2 separate regions of the Homo sapiens genome follow, and region 1 is linked to region 2. The links are chromatin loops, found by intact Hi-C in ENCODE. Cell type or tissue: PC-9. All regions are shown on one strand. Each heading gives the region's core, and the rest is flanking DNA. Links, peaks and the distances in the headings are about the cores only. Region 1 overlaps ANGEL2 (angel homolog 2). Region 2 has its middle 17 kb from the start of LINC02771.

What was found. Peaks named below come from ENCODE experiments on the same cell type or tissue, not always from the same donor. Only the 100,000 strongest peaks of a DNase experiment are listed, where the experiment ranks them.
Region 1: it touches region 2 in a loop (12-fold over the local background); 15 of 110 quality-filtered maps call a loop at or near these places.

The regions. Positions count from the first base shown.
Region 1 is chr1:212,994,407-212,997,254 of GRCh38, reverse strand. It overlaps ANGEL2 (angel homolog 2), which reads left to right. Exons shown (of 9, transcript NM_144567.5): 8 at 1-100; 9 at 2,063-2,848. The coding sequence ends at 2,214. Among named protein-coding and RNA genes, the nearest start is that of ANGEL2, 20 kb to the left of the region's middle. In PC-9, for the core only: CTCF peaks have their summits at 1,370 and 1,569; no DNase peak of the experiment used is centred there.
Region 2 is chr1:212,454,784-212,457,704 of GRCh38, reverse strand. No RefSeq gene overlaps it. Among named protein-coding and RNA genes, the nearest start is that of LINC02771, 17 kb to the left of the region's middle. In PC-9, for the core only: CTCF peaks have their summits at 1,422 and 1,630 (motif pointing right); a DNase peak (open chromatin) is centred at 1,674.

The DNA.
Region 1 (2,848 bases), core at 349-2,848, 540 kb before region 2:
ACTGGAATTCCAGAAGTGACCACCTGTCATTCCCGAAGTGCCATAACTGTGGATTATATTTTCTACTCTGCAGAAAAGGAAGATGTTGCTGGGCACCCAGGTAAGGAATGCATGTAATCTTAAATTCTCCTAGAGAGCACAGTAGCTAAAACCTCAAGGTTAAAGTTAAGAAAGCTCTCTAAACATCCAGTTGAAGTTCTAGATCTAGAAGGTAAAAATATTTCGAAATAGACAGATTGGTAATATATTTGAATAAATCAGTTGATTACTTGCATATGAGGGAGGCAATAAAACACATCCAAGCAAATTATTACCCAAGAATTACATTAGCAGTCCTACCCTCCAGTTCCAGTCAGCCTCTGAGTTATAGGTCTTTCATATTGCCCTTTCTTTTTGCTTGCCATAAATTTACTGTTTTTCCTGTGACAGGAACTGAGTATGTTGTTAATGGTCATCATAGTTTTGTGCTTAAATTTTACCGAGGCGTCCTGCCTTCATTGGAGGACCATAGTTACACTGCCAGCAACACAGCTTATGCTGTCATGTTGACTCTGGAATATTGGATTTTTCTGAGGAGGAAAAGTATATATATATATATATATATATATATATATTTTTTTTTTTTTTTTTTGGATACAGAGTCTCGCTCTGTTACCCAGGCTAGAGTGCAGTGGCATGATTCTCGGCTTACTGCAACCTCTGTCTCCCGGGTTCAAGTGACCTTCCCACCTCAGCTTCCCGAGTAGCTAAGACTACAGGCATGAGCCACCATGCCCACCTAATTTTTGTATTTTTTGTAGAGACAGGGTTTCACCGTGTTGCCCAGGCTGGTCTCAAACTCCTGGGCTCAAGCCGTCCACCTCGGCCTCCCAGGGTGGCTTGGATTACAGGCATGAGCCACCACATTCGGTCAGAAAAGTCTATATAATTTTTTTGTTTGTTTGTTTTTGAGACGGAGTCTCGCTCGTCGCCCAGGCTGGAGTGCAGTGGCGCTATCTCAGCTCACTGCAAGCTCCGCCTCCCAGGTTCACACCATTCTCCTGCCTCAGCCTCCCGAGCCACTGGGACTACAGGCGCCCGCCACCATGCCCGGCTAATTTTTTGTATTTTTAGTAGAGACGGGATTTCACCGTGTTGGCCAGGATGGTCTCGATCTCCTGACCTCATGATCTGCCTGCCTCGGCCTCCCAAAGTGCTGGGATTACAGGCGTGAGCCACTGTGCCCGGCCGAAAATCAGGTTTTAAACATTAGCCAAAGGATTTAAAGTGGAGAAGAAAATGCAGTTTAAGATTACTGGAAGTACAAAAATACCTTTAAGAAAACTTTGGAATGTGAGCAGCTGTTTTATTCTTTTCTGATTTTTTTCATTTTTTTCTCTTCCATTTTTTTGGATGCTTCTTTTTCTTTACCCTTTTCCCCTCTGTTTGTTCCCCCCTCCTTTCTTCTGGGAATAACCTTATTAGTAACACTCACGAGATGACTTATTCCTGCCACTAGATCTACTCTACAAAAAATATGCCTGCTGCTTTGAATTTATAGTAAGGTTTTCGTAGTTGTCATGCTGACAGAAGTTCACTTGGTGGCAGGAGAGTGTTATGGATCAGCATTTCAAAAAGAGCATGTCATCTTCACTTCTGTGGGTGCTGACTATCTGGGACTAAATTATACTAATTTATTCTCCATTCACCTTATAAACTGCTACAGGGCTGTGGCCCGGTGTCTCTGGCTTTATGCAACTACAGAATGGTTGCTGGATGAGTTTCTTATGTAGTTGTCAACCACAAATTACCCTTAACATTCTTAAGTATTTCATTTATATTTTCTTCTAAAGATTGTTTACAGAGCTGGAAATAGAAAAAATATCTCAAACTGCTGTGTGTTTGATAATTATAATTAGGTTATAATTCAATAAAGCTTAGATATTCTAAAAACTGTGTCATAGTTTTTAGTCTTCTGGAGGGGCCTCAAGTTCTATATTTGTTTGGAGAAAAGACTTGTATGATTAATTTACAATAACCCGTTGACAATTTTACTAAATATGTGTGTGCTTCTTTAATGTAGGAGCTGAAGTTGCTTTGGTTGGTGGCTTGAAACTTCTAGCTAGACTGTCACTTCTTACAGAACAAGACTTATGGACTGTTAATGGACTTCCAAACGAAAATAACTCTTCAGATCATCTGCCTTTATTGGCAAAGTTCAGACTTGAGCTCTGACTCTCTTTGATCACATACTAATTTTCTTTCCAATTTGTATTGTTTTTCAAAGAATGTAAAGTTCTTAAGTGTATGCATGTTGTTTATTTTTGCACTGTGGAGATTCTGAAGCGGTTATGTTAGATGCTTTGAAACTCCATATCAGAAGAAATAACTTTATAACAATTTTTTTTAATAATGAAAAATATTTTCGTGACAAGTGAGCTCTAAATTCTCTTTATTGTAAAAGAGATGTAAAGGTTTTATATTCTAAATCCTAGTAAAATTGACAGTGATTTTTAAATATAATGCATCTTCCTTTGTCTGCTTAGTAAAAAATTTCATTTCATAATTTTGGCAAGCTCTGTAGTGGATCCAAAGTATCTTTGAGTTCTTGCAAACTACAAGTTGTTTCCTTTCCAGAAGGCTTGATTTCATTAGGAGACCCCTCTATTGAGTTCTAAATAGTTTATCTTAGAAAGCCTTGGGTCATTCACAGGTATCCAACCAGCCATTGTTTAGTTTGTTTTTGAAGGGGTTTGATAATGCTTTTTAAGTTGTACAGAATGCTTAATCCATCTTATTACTGTCCTGAGCCATGTAATATGCCTGCATCGTGTTGGGGAAATGTTTGGGAAATATAAGCCAGCATAAC
Region 2 (2,921 bases), core at 331-2,830:
ACGCAAAGTCAGCAAACCTCAAGGCCTTGACTACAGAGACTTTTCTGATTCTGAAACTCCGGCCTCAAACATCACCCATCATCGTCCCATCCCCAAACAGCCACCAGTTTGAGTCCTTTCTGTAAAAAGGAAGCTCAGAGTTCTCCATCTCTGGAGAGATACCTGGGCTTTCAGGGAGAAAATGTCAACAGCAGCCACCCCATGTCTCCTGGAGGGGACTCCAGTAGAGGCCCAGGGAAAAGCAAGCTCTGCACCAAACTGCCCAGTGTGTAGTGAACACAACAGAGCTCATTTACCAACAGGAGGCACACACTAAACACATTCTTCTGGTCTCTGCTTAATCCCAGCTCATTCTGTCTTATTAGGTCCCTCTGCTCTCCTATTGTTTTCCACCACTGTGCATTGCTGTGTCGTTCAGAGCATGTGTCACAGTGTGCTTTTTTTTTTTCCAAAATGTGCTGTCTGTCTATCTCCTCCTCTAGATTGCCAACTCACAAGAGTGGGGCCATGCCAGCTTCTTCCACCCCTGCAGACTCAGGGCCTGGCACATCATAAGTCTCAAGTGTTTGTCAAATGAATCTATTAAAAAATAGAAAATGGCTCTAGAGGCATTGAGATAAATGGACAGGTGATGGATCTGTAGATTGGGGTGTATGCGACATAACGAACTCTGAGGAATGTTGTGGAAGGCAATTGCTCTCCTGTCCTACAAACCATCTCCAGATAAAGAGGACAGCAGGCAGGATGACTGCTCTGCCATCATGGTGTTTCTGCTGTGCTTGTGACTCTGTTCAGCCCTGTACATCCATGGAGATTAGGGCCTGAACCCAGGCTTCTCCCCTCATCCCAACTTCACCTCTGCTTCTTGGAAGGCATGGGGCTCATTGAGTGTTATAGCTGGTGGGACCCTATAGATTACAAAGGTGGCTCCACATCACCATCACCTGGGGAACATTTAAAAACATCAGTGTCTGGACACTACCACTAGTTTCCGATTCTTTGAGTTCCACAGTTCAGTGTAGCATAGTGGATGCCCAGAAACATGAACTCAAGTCCTAACTCTGCCACATACTGTATGATCTTGGCCAAGTTACTTGACTTCTCTCTGCCTCGATTTCTGGAGATGACAGCAGTATCAATCTCACAGGCTTGTTGTGAGGATCAAAGTCAACAATGTATGTGAAGCTCTTGGTGCAATGTCTGGCTCAGAGTAAATACTGAATAAAATGTAGCTATTATTGAAATTATTATCTCACAGCTACTTAGCGGCTGGCGTGGGATGAGCCTCCTGATCCTGGATCCAGTGTTCTTTCCAACACGTCACTCTGAATGTGCACACAGCCTGAGGTCAGACTCGGCAAGGCAAACATATAGTTGCTCTCCCTGGGACCCTTTAATTAAACCGTATGGAACAGAGAACTGCCCCTGAGAACCAACAGCAGATCTGACCCCTGGGAAGCAGAGAGCTGGAGAACACAGGAGTTCGGCAGTGCAGCTTTCAGGTCCTTTGGGAAGCCATTTGGCTGCTTCTGTTAGCATTTCATTATGGAAATACTGGGAACCAAAAATAGAAGTTCTTGAGGGAGCTTAATCCTCTGGGCTTTACAAAACAGCTGCTGGAGAGTTCCCGGAATTGACCACCAGGGGGCACTGTCGTCCCATGCAGGCAGCTGCTGGTGGGTCGGACCAGGACAGAAGTGTCCAAGAAAAAACCAACACCCTTCAGCAAGCTCCTACCCCAAGCCTGCCTTGCTGGGGACTCTGTGGCTGGGATCCCTGTGGATCTCCACAGCTCCTGGTCCTAGAGAAACCACTTTGCAACTCAGCCCACTGCTCTCCTCTTTGGGGACCCTTAAGAGCAGAGCAGGTTCCTGCATTTATTTTAATCGATCCTTCCTCCCACCTCACCCCAAAACCAGGACCTAGGGCAGTGCTGGACATATAATAAGCAAGAAATATGCATCTCCTTTGTTGATTAATGGATATGTGAAATCAGGTGCAATTGTTAAATTGTGGGACGTATCAAATAACAAAATTTCAATAAATTGAGCTGTAAAGGTCTAGTTTGCCTTTATTAGCAATTCATGAACTGGGCAGTATCCAGTCTACAAAATAAAAAGGAACTCCCATGAGCTGAGCTAAGGGCTGAGCTTATAGGCAGAAAAGGCTGAAGAAAGCCAAAACAAGAAATAAGATGCAGATTGGCCGTTTCAAAGTTACTTTCCTTATTGAGGATCTTGTTAGCCTAATGGGATATGACTATCAACTCTCTCCTGATTTCTCAGAAGCTCAGATCCAAGTAAACAGCTTCGTTTTTGGTTTCGTGGTGCGGAACCTTAGTGTGAGTGACTCCATTTTGGATGGGTCTGTTGGACCCTAATGCAGGAGGTCAGTCCAAATAATGGCCTCCCATACATTTTGTTTAACAGAAGGAAACTGCTTGATCTTTGAAGGAATGGCAGAGAGAGTGCAGTGGTGTGAATCAGACAGAGGTTATGAGTGACAGTTAAGGGGAGGGTCATGGATAAACGGGAAAGGGGAAGAAGTGAGAGGGCTCAGGCAGGAAGGCAACAGATGTATTTCAGGGATCCTGAGTAGTAAGAGATTCCTCAATGTGGAGGCCAAATCCAGAAATATGGGGGAGATTAGACAAGGGAGTCCCAGCCACAGCTCACATGGCCTCCAGGTGGGCATCACCGGCCACCACAGCCACTATGACCTCTCCTATCTTTGGGGTGGCTTGCAGCTGCCACCAGCAGGCTCTGAGCTCCCACAGGTGGGCCTGGGTCCCACGACCTCCCTCTGGGTGATGCCATGGGGCTTAGTACCCTGAGCCTGTATCACACATCCTTAGTCCGAGAGAGCCTCTCTCAAATGACAGCAGGTCTTGTTCACCACAGAATTCTGTGAAGACTAGAGCA